Linked DNA regions of Homo sapiens: all the other regions are linked to region 2. The links are chromatin contacts, found by Hi-C in ENCODE. All regions are on one chromosome and are shown on one strand. The core of a region is the stretch at or near the end of the contact, and the rest is flanking DNA. Distances in the headings are between cores, read along the strand shown. Region 1 holds the start of VPS41 (VPS41 subunit of HOPS complex). Region 2 holds the start of DPY19L1 (dpy-19 like C-mannosyltransferase 1). Region 3 holds the start of STARD3NL (STARD3 N-terminal like).

Evidence for each region. A loop is a pair of places that touch in the nucleus more often than their neighbours do. Pooled maps may share reads with other maps.
Region 1: a map of CD8-positive, alpha-beta T cell shows a loop between it and region 2 (15-fold over the local background). The contact joins the promoter of VPS41 here to the promoter of DPY19L1 in region 2. A Hi-C loop is called at or near these places in 3 of 168 maps with a recorded cell type or tissue (CD4-positive, alpha-beta T cell, CD8-positive, alpha-beta T cell and OCI-LY7), 1 of 37 single-sample maps with no recorded cell type and 6 of 50 pooled maps.
Region 3: a map of CD8-positive, alpha-beta T cell shows a loop between it and region 2 (7-fold over the local background). The contact joins the promoter of STARD3NL here to the promoter of DPY19L1 in region 2. A Hi-C loop is called at or near these places in 1 of 168 maps with a recorded cell type or tissue (CD8-positive, alpha-beta T cell), 1 of 37 single-sample maps with no recorded cell type and 14 of 50 pooled maps.

The regions. Positions count from the first base shown.
Region 1 is chr7:38,907,759-38,911,925 of GRCh38, reverse strand. VPS41 (VPS41 subunit of HOPS complex) reads left to right here and starts at 2,735. Exons shown (of 29, transcript NM_014396.4): 1 at 2,735-2,772. The coding sequence starts at 2,752. RefSeq lists an enhancer at 2,628-2,727.
Region 2 is chr7:35,034,125-35,038,777 of GRCh38, reverse strand. It overlaps DPY19L1 (dpy-19 like C-mannosyltransferase 1), which reads left to right and starts at 1,293. Exons shown (of 22, transcript NM_001366673.1): 1 at 1,293-1,681. The coding sequence starts at 1,384. It overlaps LOC105375228 (a long non-coding RNA gene), which reads right to left and starts at 1,992. Exons shown (of 3, transcript XR_001745162.3): 1 at 1,857-1,992. RefSeq lists an enhancer at 454-683 and silencers at 734-1,403, 1,434-1,603.
Region 3 is chr7:38,176,979-38,181,611 of GRCh38, reverse strand. STARD3NL (STARD3 N-terminal like) reads right to left here and starts at 3,367. Exons shown (of 9, transcript NM_032016.4): 1 at 3,192-3,367. RefSeq lists a silencer at 3,111-3,390 and an enhancer at 3,641-3,720.

The DNA.
Region 1 (4,167 bases), core at 1,486-3,985, 3.9 Mb before region 2:
ATTACAGGCGCACACCACCACGCCTGGCTAATTTTTGTATTTTTAGTAGAGACGGGGTTTCACTATGTTGACCAGGATGGTCTCGATCTCTTGACCTCAGGGGATCCGCCCGCCTTGGCCTCCCAAAGTGCTGGGATTACAGGCGTGAGTCACTGCGCCCAGCCCTTTACCTCCGTATCTTGAAGTTGGGAGAGGGTGGACTGAGCAGGTGATTTGACACAGAATCAGTGACTGTTAGGCTGACTACTCCTCAAACTTGAAAGTATATGCATATGACTGAGGGATACTATTAAAATCCAGATTGTGGTTAAATACATCTCTCAAAGGGCCCCAAATTCTTCATTTTTAACAAGCTCCCAGGTAGTCTTTGGACTACACTTAGAGTAGTTGGAGAATACAAGACCACCTAGATAAGAGAGCCTCAAACTCTCACTTCACATGAGCAAATGGGATTTGGAGGTCACATGTGAATTTCATCCTGTCCACTGTCCCAGCACGAACCTGCTAGTTCATAGTAGGTTTCTTCCTCTAATTCACCTTTCCATACCTGTGTCTCTTCACTTTTCCAGTCTCTCCAAAAGGAAAGAGGCTCATAATACTTTATTGTAATCAAGAGAGTATACTGAATGCGGAACAAACTTGGGGAATTGAGAGTTTCTACGGTTAAATGAGCAGAGGAAAACCTATAAAGTCTGGCTATATCTTTAATAAGACCCATAACACCCTTCTTGAGAAAGAGAATAAACATTCTCATTCCAGAAAAGTAGAAAGGCCAGGAAGGCCCAGAGTGGATGGCCTTCAGCTTTGCTTGCTTGGGCTGCTTGACTTCTCACCAAAATAAAATGGAACCATAAAACAAAAATGACCTTGTGGTTAAGACAGTGGTAATAATCCCTTATTTTCCTTCTTCATCCCAATCTCATCCATTCAGCATAGAAGAGGAGATTGCCCAGTTGGAGAGGCTGTAGTCCTAGAGGTTTATGGGTGGCTGTCACTCATAACAGAAAAGAGAAAATTGGAGTTTGTGAGGAAAGTCAGAAAAGTGGAAGAGCTCATTTTATTTCTCTTTCCCGTGGATACTCGACTGAGGGCTTCCACAGTCTCTTTGGTCTGTATTAAAGTTTTTCTGGGATCTGGAGTTCATCATGAGCAATGTTTGGCCCTGGGCTGCTTTGCAAGAGATTTTAGAAACTCTTGGGTTAGGTTTATACTTGCCCTAGGTTTATACTTAGGGCATTGGGTGCTTGCTTATGGATTTCTTTTTTCTTTTTTCTTTTTTTTCAGATAGGGTCTCACTCTGTTGCCCAGGCTGGAGTGCAGTGGCACCATCAATGCTCACTGCAGCCTTAACCCCCACCTCAGCCTCCTGAGTAGCTGGAACTACAGGCGCACACCATTATGCCCGGCTAATTTTTGGTATTTTTTGTAGAGACAGGGTTTTGCCATGTTGTCCAGGATGGTCTCAAACTCTTGAGCTCATGAAATCTGACTGCCTTGGCCTCCCAAAGTGCTGGGATTACAGGTGAAAGCCACTGCACCTGGCTGCTTATAGACATTTAAATGCCTCAGGGTGGTCTATCCTGTCGGCTGAGTGATTAGCCCACTGGAAGAGGAACCCCAGCAAGGCTTGGAGGAAGAAGATGGAGGTAAGGCTGTTTAGGCCCTGGGGAGAAGACAGGTGTCTCAGAGATGATGTCACCTTGGCTTCTGGGCCATTGAGGAATCATGGGTTGAGCAAGCTACAGACAGAGTACTGAGTCCATGACTTCCTACTGGGTCAGAGTCAATGAGGCACAGGGAGTCAAAAAAGGTACTGAGGCAATCACCACATGCTGCCATTTGCAATGCCCTCTGCTGGTCACCAGCTACTCCAGTGAATGGAAATTGTAAAATGTCTGTCTTTGGACAAGGTGCTGCAGATTCCTGAGGGTTAAGAAACAGAATTCATAATGTTCAGAAACATGGAGAAGGAATCAGTCATTCTGAAGGCTGGAAGTAATACAGTGGTTGTGCAGATTTTGACCAAGGACAACTTCATATTGTGTCTTCACTTGAACATTTACCTATTGAATATCCTCAACAAAAGTTTAACAATTAATTTATTAAACAACAGAGATTTTTTTTAAATCAATGTTCATATGACAGGAGAAGACAAAGTAGCAAGCAAAAATAATGATATTATTTGTTGGCGTATAAATTTTCTCTGACTCTCCACTGCAAAGACTGCTTTATATTCACTGAATATACTTAAAAAAGAGAGAGAAAAAAGGACAAGAACACTTTTAGAGTAAGCAGCATTTGGCAATCACAGAGACTTTGGCATCAGGCAGGGCTGAATTCTATTACTAGTTCTGCCTCTTACTAGCTGCATGACCTCTGAGCTACGGTATTCTCCCCTATAAATGGGGATGATAGTAGGAATTGCTGTGAGGATTAAATGAGATAATTTATGCAAAGCTATAAACCCAGGGCATGACATAGTAAGTGCTTAATAAACACTAGAATAACTAGAGAAACAAGAACAACAATAAAATAAGCTATAGTATTAGCAATGGTTATGTTCACATCCTTCAAAGCAGAATTCCATTGAGTTTGGAGAATTGGCAGCAGAAATGAACCCTAGCAGGTCCGTCCCCTAGAAGAGATTTCCAGGCTCAGATGAAGCTAAAACTACATTTCCCAGAAGGCCCTGGGCCAAGTGTGTGGTTTCCTCTTATTTCCGGGTCTGTCAGGTGACTCTCCCGTGGCGCCATGGCGGAAGCAGAGGAGCAGGTAAAGGGTGCAGGTGGTAGTTGAGGGCACAGGGATATAGAGACTAGGGTGGGCTGTTTGGGGAGGGTGGAGTGGAGTGGGTGGAGGTGCGGAGCTGCTGGAATAGCGCAAGGCAGGTCCGCGGCAGGGCGGGGTGGGATGGCGAAAGTTGGTTTCGGGGAGCAGAGAGGATGCCAGCCCCGGGAGGGCACCTAGGGAAAGCGCTCTGACACACCCCCGCGTTCGGGCTGCCTTTCCTCGGGCCCCATCCCTGTGGCCTTTGCCCAGGGAAATTTTGGCATGAAGGCAGGCCCGGCTACCTCAGGGACTGACTGCCTGTGGGAGGAGGAAGAGAGGCCGGGTGACTGAAATTTAAGTTGCTTTCCACTTGAAGTAGGACAATAAGAACTAGGAGAGAGTAGACGATGAGTTTTGTTTTGTATCTATTGGAGTTAGGTACAGAGCTGGAGCACTGTTGCGGTGCAGCAGGGATTAAATGCATCCGTTCTGGAGCAAAAATGCCTGGGGTCCAAGTGCTGGTTCCTTTTCTTACCCAATGTGCTACTTTGAGCTACTTATTTAACTTTCCAGTGTGAGATGGGGGTAATAATAAGGCCGTCCTCAGAGGGTGGTTTAAGATGGAGAGAGGAGTTTATACACAAAGTTAGAGTACTTAGAACTGTTGGGCTTAGTAAAAATTAAATGGGATTATTTGTTGCTGGTAGTATCCAGTCAACAACTGGCAACGTGGCACTGAAGTTTAGGGTAGAAATTGGTGATGGGAATATGAATTATTTTCATATAGCAGTAGTGGTAATCACACATTTTATGAAATGACGAAGTAAAATAAAAAAGACAAAAAAGAGAAGCAGACCAAAAAAGAGGCTAGAACTTGGGGGAGATAACTTAAGTTTCCATTTCCAGTGTTATTTCAGTTGGATACTGTTTTTCTTCACAAGTTAACAGGGCTGTCAGTTGCAGTCATTGTCTCTAAACAGTGACTTGATGATGGGCTGTTTAGTATCATAAGAGTCATTTACCTAGTTCAATAATTTTTACTATTTTCAACATACTTCATTTGTTTTTACTTCATAGTGAAAATTTGTTCTGTATATATTTTATATATGCCAATAATTGAGACGTTTGACTAGGTAGAAATTTGGTTTGGCTGGTCCTTGTGATAACAAGATAACAAAGTCTCTTATCTAACACTAGAGACTCCTATTTCCATTCTAGCAGTTCAAAGGAAAACACTCATTAAGAACATATCATTTCATGACTGCCATTGCTCCTTTGAATAAGGGTGAGATTGTTTTTCACATTGTGCATCTTTATTTCATGTTGAAATGTTTGTTTTATGGTTTGATTTGAAAGCAAAAAACTGAGTTTCATATGTTCTTAGATATAGTGGAATAG
Region 2 (4,653 bases), core at 44-2,543:
TCTCTTAAAAAGGCTAACAATGAACGAATGCTGGTATTAGTAAAGAAATCACTGGGCAAAGAAACAAAGAGCGAGAAAGCCACGTGAAGTCCCTGGAATTACAATAGAGATAAGCAGAACGATGGGCCTTGATTTACAACATTGGGACTTAAAGACAACTTTTTGGAACAAGCCACTGGGCACGGCCAGGAAAGGAACCTCCCAGTTGTAATCCATGCTGTTGTAAGACTGTGTGCAAAGAATGCAGGGGTGGAGGGAGAATTGGGATCTACCTGGGTTTCTAAATTTTCCCGGGTTTAATTTACTCGTGCATTCTGCTATGTAAAAGAAAACATATTTTCGACTAAAATCTCCTATCTTATCAACGCCAAGTTTTCCTGCTTCCTATTAAGCAACAAGGTTACAGCAAGTGTAACAAACTGAATGTACTTATTGATGATCTTTCCTGCTCCAGCCAATCCATCCTATCACCTTCAGCCTGGCTCCTACCCTGGTCTTCAGTTTACACTTGTGCCTCGTCCCTTATCAGCTCCCCATGAGATTCCAGGCTGCTATTTTAATACTCTGTTACTATCTTAAATCGGGTCGCACCCGTTCTTCTTGTCGGTGAGTGAGGGGCTGCGCTCCAAGTTGCGCGACCACACTGCGGGGAGTAAACGGAGACGGTGACTTGATTGCCACCCGCGCGCTTCACATCGGTGGGGCCGACCAGGCGCCCAGGGCGCACGCACAGCGCCCCTAAGTGGCCGCTCCGGGCGCCTTCTCCCTGCCCCGCCGCGTCTCGCCTGCGCGGGCTCCAAGCGCAGCCTTAACAGGCTCCGAAACTTGAATCAGCGCCCCGATCCCGAGAGGGCTCTTCCTTCGGCCCCATCACTCCCACAATGGAAGGGCGGCCGCCTCCGGAAGGCCGTCCGCCCCCGCGTCCTCGCACCGGCCGAGCCCCGCGCGGGCGCCGAAGAGGTGTGGGTAGCCGGGCGCCAGAGGGGTCGGGCCCCGCCTGCGCCGGAAGTCCGCGCGTGCGCGCTGGCCGGCCTGGAGCGCGCGTCCGGCGCAGAGGGGCGGCGGGGGCGGGGCCGCGGCCGCTCGCAGGGTGTCCCCGCCCCCGCCCCCCGGCGTTCCGCGGTCGCCGTGACAACCGGAGCGGCGGCAACGGCGGCGGGCTAGCAAGTCCGGCGCCGCCTCCCGGCGGTACTGCCAGCCAGGCAGCAGCCGCCCGGCCTCCACGATCTCCCCGCCTCCCGGCCCGCGGGGAGGGACGAGCCCGCCCTCCACCCTCCGCCCGCCCGCCCGCTGGAGAGTGAGCTGCGCCCAGCCGCCCAGCCAGCCCGCCGTTCTCTGGCCGCCGTCCGGGCGCGCGCAGCGAGCGGGCGCGACTATGCCAAGATGGTCCTGCAGGCGCGGAACAAGCACCGGGAGGCGGCTCCCAAGCCGCCCCAGCCACCCCGCGCCTCACAGTCGCCGCTGAGGGGGGCGTCGGACGTCGGCGCCGGGGAGCCGGGGCCCGAGCGCGCGCCCCTGTCCCCGGGGCGCAAGGGCGCCGCGGGCAGGAAGGGGCCCCGCGCCGAGCCCGGCGCGCCGCCCGCCGGGGGCGGCCTTGGGGGGCGCCTGGCCGCCCGGCTGCGCTGGGCGCTGGGCCTGCGGCGCGCGGGGCGCGGCCGGACCTGGACCACGCTCCTGTTAGGTGAGCAGCCCTAGCGCCGGCGCCGCCGGGACGCGGAACTTTGAGGCGCTGGCCCCCTCCCCTCCCCTCCCCTCCCCTTCCTTCCCCTCTCCTCCCGCTTCCGCCGCGCCGAGCCCCGCCAGCCGGACCAGCCAGTTTGCAGCCCTCTCCGACTTTTTCTCTGGGACATTCTTACCTTCTCCTCCCCGCAACTCCCTGGCTCAGCTCTCCTCGCACGCTTCCCACCCGCGCTCTGCCTGGGCTTTAAAAGAATGGCCCGGGGATCAACAGCTGCCCGGCCTGGCCGCGGGCAGCAGGTCTGCGCTAACGAGACTTGAGCGCTGCTGATTGGTACGACTGGCCGCCTTCCCGTTATCTCGGCCTCTGACCGCCAGGATGGTTTGCTTTGGCTTGGAAACGATTCCGTGGAGCTCAAAGCAAACGCACGTTCCATGTCGTAGAGAGTTGCTTAAACTTATAATTAAATTTTAGCGTACTTTTTTCTTCCTGGCCGCAAACGCCGCTGGTGGCACTTTATTTGTGATTCCCCTCGACACGTCACTTTCTAGGTTGTGTTGTGTTTGGGGCGCCCGAGCCTTAATCCTCCCTGCTGCCCTTGGAACCTTTGGTGAGGAGGGCTCTCCTCCCCTCCCTCTGCCATTTACCAAATGGATGATGTGTAATGATGTGCTGAAAAAAAAAAACAAAGTTGACGCATTCGTATGTTTCGGACTGACTTCAGGTTTCCTCTGTTTCCTGGTTGAATTTTGATAAGGCAAGTTGTAGCAGTTTGGATAACAGGCCTAATTTTTCTAAGTCAACTAGTGAAATGCTGTTACATTGCTTTTTTCTATATGCCTCAGTGGGCTTTTCGCTACTGAACTATTTAATTACTGTTGATTTATCCCTTAGTATATTTTCAGATTCCCTTGGTGACTCAAAGTTCCCTTAGCCAGGAGTTGGGGTCCAGTATAAGTCAAGGAATAGGACACAGCAAATTGGCTTCCCCTGAGATCACAGCCACAAATAAAAGCCACTCAGTCATAAAAAGCCAGTCATCTCTGTATGTTTTAATGGGCTCAAGAAGGTTGTTCCTAGGGTACTTTTTTTCCCCCCATTGCCGATTCAAGCCTAGAAAAACCAAGTTTGTTTTTCTTTGTTTGTTTGTTTGTCTGTTTCCAGCACATTTCCCCCCGCCCCCTTTTTTTTTATCTCAGTAGCAAGCTTGAAAAGCTGGCTAGTATGCAGGTTAGAAAAGCTCACCTTGGGGAGGCAGCACGATACAGTGGATGAGGCAGAGCCTTCAGATCTAGTACACAGCGGTTCAGTTTGGTTTAAGTTTCAGGTTCCTTTGTGAGTCTTTCGTTCTCTGCTAGTGGGGGGTTATCACATGGCGAATTTACTCCACAGGGATCCACAGGATCTGTTAAGGATCATAACTAAAAGGTGTGGGTGATACATGGGAAGATACTTTGTGTTTAGAGCACTTGACACATTGTAGTTGTTGTAATAAAAGAAAGTGTGTGATGCTGATTTGAGATCTGATGACAGAATGGAGTTGCATTTTTATTGAATGACTAAACATTAACCACTTTGTAGTAAAATATAGAATGGCATTGCTTCTTCAGGGATGTTACAATAACAAATCTTAGAATAATGATATTTATTGCTATTTTCTGCATATTTTCTTTTTTGATTGCGTTTCCTTTGAATCTTCTTTGGATGGATGCATGACTTATATTTGGATGACTTACCTTTGGATTTAGTAATTCCCATACCTAAATACAGTTTTGTATTAATGTAACAGTATAGCACGTTGCTTGACTTGCCCCTTTGAGCATTGAAAGGAGGTACAGTGAATGTGGTAGATTGTATTTTTGGGTGTACCCTGGACCATGGCCATCAGATATATGGAAGTTGGATGAACAGACCCAGGTCTAGAGACTTTCTGTCCTTGTTAACCCTCTGCATGAGGCCCCAGGGCACCTTGAGAGATGATTCTGCTGAATGATTGGACCTGGGTTGCTTCTTTCTCTGGCTCTGTACCGTCATAAACTGATGTCAGACCTATTTCTTCCCCACGATTATGCCCTGCCACAGCGTCAAAAAACCACTCAGATCCTGCAGAGAGGAGCAGAGTTTAGACATTTTTGAAAGCTGCCTTATTTCCTGTTTTCTTCCCCCCTCCCAGAATGAGTGAGAGTTGAGCTGACATTATACAGTATTTCAATGTGGGACTTTAAAATAGCTGTTTGGTTTTCCACATTGCATTGCATATTCTTTTGTTCATCAAGAGTTCATTTGTAACTGATCAAAAAAAGAACAATTATAACAACTAAATATTAAGCTAGACAGAAATGGATTCATTTCTATTTAGAAAGTAATTTTGTAACTTAAAGCTCCGTGATAGAAACACACATTTTCAAGAGTTAGAAACTGTCTGGGGCTTTCCTCCATAGGTTCTAATCACTGATGAGGAACTCACTGCCTTCCAACATGGTCTTTCCACTGTTGGGCAGGGTTAAGCATTGTTGAAAAGTCTCTTTTCATAAATATATGTTTTTCTTATTGTGGGGCATTATTTGCTACTTATTTAGTGCTAATATTTGTAAAGAGGGGTTCTTGACATGTTTATTTTTAGAAGTTTCAACCTGATAGCTTCCTCATGCAGAGGTGGCTGTGACATAGTAAGAACCTTGACAATGTTTCCCAAACTTTTTTGACCACAGCTGACATTGTAACAATACATTTTATATTAAACCTGTTCACACTTCCACAATGCAACTCAGTACATATATGCATAAGTCTATATGTCTGTTGGTCTATTTATGTATGCCAGTGCTCCGTCATGGAAACAATTGTGGTAGTAAAAGATACACCCATTAGACATGCAAACAAAGCATGTCTGTGGTGAAAGACTAACATGAGATACTATATACACAACAATAAAACAAGAACCTGAGTATGGGAAAAGTGGATGATAAAAACTACCT
Region 3 (4,633 bases), core at 2,118-4,617, 3.1 Mb before region 2:
AGAAAAAGATAAATTCTATTAAGTTACAGCAGAGTCAAAAAGACATACAGAAAGTAAATTAAGCTATTTATTAGTCTGTTATTATTCATCTACCATATTCCACTCATAATTACTAAAATATGCAAACCTTAGAAATAAATAATGGGCATTTTTAAATTTTAAGACCACTGTTAACAGCTTTCTTATTCATATTAATTTATAAACTGATTTTGACTTATTTTTAAACATAACATATTACTAAGAAAAAGAAGTTATATCACTGACCTAAGGGCTTCCTCAATAACAGGAAGAAACTCTACTTGCTAAGAGAAACTATGAGTTAGCAAACTGTAGGCAATATTCCCATACTTCTAAGCGTAAGATTAAGGCTAGGAAAATAGTAACACATTTTAAACTCCTTTTCAAACATTTCTAAAATTAAAACAAAAATTTAAAAGTCATTTTTAAACCACAGCTTTCTATTAACAGAGACTAGATTCATCCAGAAAGTTTATACCTGTTCATTGTTCAGAAAAGGGAAGGAAAATAAGGCAAATGATTATTGTAGCCCAAGAAGAAGCAATGTCTCATCTCTTTAAAATTAACTTTTACAAGTTTATGGACAATAAATTCATGCTGTTGAAATATTATATTTTTATATGTACAGAAATATATTGATAGGGGACTTTCATGAAGAAAATAAAGCAGAAAAAACACTAGCCTGAAAATGAGCAGGGTGAAAATTTGATAGAAGTTTGGCCATTAGATGCATTATTTTAAAACTCACTGACCTTCTCTGGGCCTCCACAGCCCTAGCTCTAAACTAAGAGGGGTGAATCATGTGATCTCTAAAATGCCACATCATAAAACATAATTTTAAGTAATAGAGACTTGCTGCTCAGGGTAGCAAGGTTGGAGGTTAACAGGAGGTGGGGTAGAATGAATTAGGCTTTGAAGTAAACCTAATGGGAGTTCAAATACAAGCTCCATCAGTACTAGCTCAGTAGCTGAAGTGTAAGTTTCCCTCACTATCAAAAAGGCTTAATATTTTCCTTTGCCACAAGTTGGAAGGAATAGAATGTATGTAACATACCTGGCATATCGTAGGTACTAAAAAAAGGCAAGCGTTATGTTCCTGGTCAGTAATACAAGCTCTAATGAAGAACAATAATCCACTTGCCAATGCAGCTTCCTAGAATTTGGCTTGGAGAAGAGCAGGGACCAACTGCCACTGCTTTCCAAGTGGAAGGCAGGTACAGGTAATAAGAAAGAGTATTCACGGTTGGAAGTAGAAAGGATTAAAAGCAGGGAGCTTAAGAAAAAGCAAAGACTTTGAGTTCTGCATATAACAATGGAAAGGAAACAAACTACATCGGATAAGGTGCTGAAGGAAACAAGATCTTTTCATTAAGAGGGCCTCTGGAGAAAAAATATATACACAATAAATTACTGCAATGATTTCATAACCAAAACAAAGCAGAAAGTTGGCTAGAGTTTATGAGTATCACTAAAAGAAAACAAGACTCTGCAGTACACAAATTATCTTTCCCTTGCCTGCCTGTAAGGCTCACATGGGATACAAGATGATCCAATCCCTGTACACCTCTCCAGTGTCACCTCTGACCACTGTCTCCTCACCTCACCCTCCCCTAGGTTCACTCAGCTCCAGCCACACGGGCTTCCCTCTGTCCCTGGAACATGCCAAGTTCATTCTTCCTTTAGCTCCTTTACACTGTTTATATCTGCCTAGAAACTTCCAGCCCATTTTCTCATGGCTGACTCAGCTAAACATTCAGCTATCACCCAAAATGTCACCTCGTGTTACCTCCTTAGGGAGGTCTTCCCTGACCATCCCATTTCTCCATACAACCCAGTCACTCTCAAACTCTCTACCCAGTAGTATCTTTTCTGACATTTATTCCTATCTAAACTTGTCTCTTTGATTTACATGTTTATTATATTCTCCAACAAAAGTTAAAGTCTTTGAGGGTATGGGCCTTATCTAAATTGCTCACTACTCAATCTCTAAAACCTAAAACAATGAGTGGCATAGACAATCACTCAGGCAAACTGTCCATTGAATAAATCCAAATGATGTTAATCACCATCCTTCTGTGAACATAAGTAAGGTAATATCCCTCAGAGGCTGTTTCATTTCATTTCTTTCATGCAGTTTTAGGCAATGCAATAATGCAGTTTTAAAAGACCAATGTTTGAGACAGTTAGATTTTAAAGACAGTGACTTCTACACGACAACATATTGTATGTTTTCATTTTATGAACATGAATAATCCACCACCTTATCAGAATCCATCAATAAAACAAGGATACCATAAGTCGTTTTGTGAGATCCTGCTTCTAGAAAGAGGCGTATGGGTAGATATGGTATACAGACGGGAATTACCTTTCAGAATTCTTCCTAACAAGGAAATGTGGCAAACTGGACTAATTCCAGTAAAGATTTAATTAGACCCGTTACTTGGTTACCTTGCTAAACTTATCCAAACTAGTACTGTGTCAAGTGATGAATTCAGTGATTCCATCTGTGAAATAGAAGACAAATGACACAGTGAACAAAGAAAAGTTCCACAATGTCCACCCATGTTTGAACTAAAAGAGAGGGGGAAAAATCCCTAACCCTAAATCAAAAGTATTCAAGCAACTAAGATTTCAAACAATGGCGAGATATCTACGAGTAGGTGAAGCAGTTAACTGAAACCACAGGGAGAACATTCATGATTCGTGCTTTCTTTCTTTTTTTTTTTTTTGAACACGACTTTTCTCAATGAATAGAAGAGACTCACAACCGCCTGTGTCTGGACAACCCACGCATTACACCCAGTCACCAATTCTTGGTCCTTCTTGGGGGCCCATGGCGCCAGCCCGGGGCCGACCCCACCGGGGACTCCTCAGGGTCCGCAGGCTGGAGGAATGAGGACACTCCCGCTACCTATATCCATCCCTGAATCCCGGCCCACGCCGTGGGAGCAGCGGGGCTCAGCATTCTGCAACTTCACTCTTGTGTCCATTATGAGCACAGCCTGCCTCGCCCCTCCTCCTCCCCTGGAGGCTCGCGCAGGACTCAGGAAACAGAACAGGACCAGGATATGGCCTCCGTCCGCGGGTCCCCTGTACGCCCCCATGTAAGTCATCTGACCCAGGAGACTCAGTTTTCCAACCTGTCAAATAGGGGAACGAGAAACCCAGCCTACCTTAACGGGTGGTTCCTGGCCGGCCGCCCCAGGCTGGCCCGGGAACTGCGGATCCGCGGTCGCGCCCCGGCCTGAGGGGCGGGGCTTGGCGGGGCGTGACCGGGACCCAGTCCAGCGGACAACGCGCAGCCCACCGCCCGCACCCAGCAGCCCCGGGACCTCCGGCCCGTGACGTCAGCACGCTGACGTCGACGCACACAGCTCGCATCTCGCTCGAGGGACCAAAGACCCGACTGGTTCCTGAGTGCCTCCATAGAGGAGCCAACCTATTGGCCAGATGACATGTCAATCTTCTACTGACCAGTAAACGACGCGGGAAGGAGGGAGAGGGCGAGCCGGTCTGCCTGTAGGAATGGGTGGGAAATCTGGGCATCCAGCTTTGAAACACGGAGCTGGTTGGACTTTCCCGCATTGTGCATCGCACGGTTTAACAAGCGCCCGCTTCCTCTTCGTCCGCGTTTCTGCGCCTTCCGCTTCCCTTCAGTTATTCGGTGGGGGTTTATGCTCCAGCTCGTGGGAAAATGTCATGGAAATGGGTTTCAGGGCCTCTTGGGCACCTCATGCTGAGCCCTCCAGGAATAAAAACAGGGCATACCATTTCTATGTCGGTACTCAGCTCAAGAGTCACCTCTTCTAACTCTCACTTCCCCCAGACCTATTTAGGATACCTTTTCTCAGCGCTCCTAGTTCATAACTAACATCTCTAAGCGGTAGTCACATTTAATTATATCTATATGTCTGTTTTCACACGAAGTTAGGCACCTTTTATTGTTTTATTTAAAATTTAATTAAACTTTTCTCCCAACGGATGCTACACTTATTCACATTTTTAGAAGTACAGAGGTATACAGTGAACATTCTTTGGATCCCCATTTCATTATTTGTATATTTTTCCAAAGTCATTCTAAGTACCGTTATTAATTTTAAATTACACAAGTAAGATTTTGTCCATGCGAAAAAAAAAAAAAGCTTAAACGTTACAATTATGCTTATATCCCTTTTAGGCCCTAATTACAAACCCAGTCTGTAGATGATGACTCCTAGTTCCTGTGCATTTGCAAGTGTAGATGTTACTTTTTTACACTTAGCATTGAAATCTTTCCATATCTGTATATAAATCTACCTCATTCTCTGAAAATGCTGCATGTCCTCAGAACCAATATGTGTATATATATACATACATAATTAATGTACCATTCCCCCACCCTCACGTTTGTTTATTAATATTATTATGAGAAGCAATGGTACCATAAATATATATGTAGATGCCTTTTTGTACTTAGGTCCAAGTATTTCTCTAGAGTGCAGATACCAACAAGAGAATGTACTGGATCACAGAGTTTGCACGATGTAAATCCTTAATAGATTTCACTGATTTGCTCCCCTGAGTAGTTGTTTTAACTTACATTCCCACTGCTAGTATTTGAGCAATTTTTCCCTGT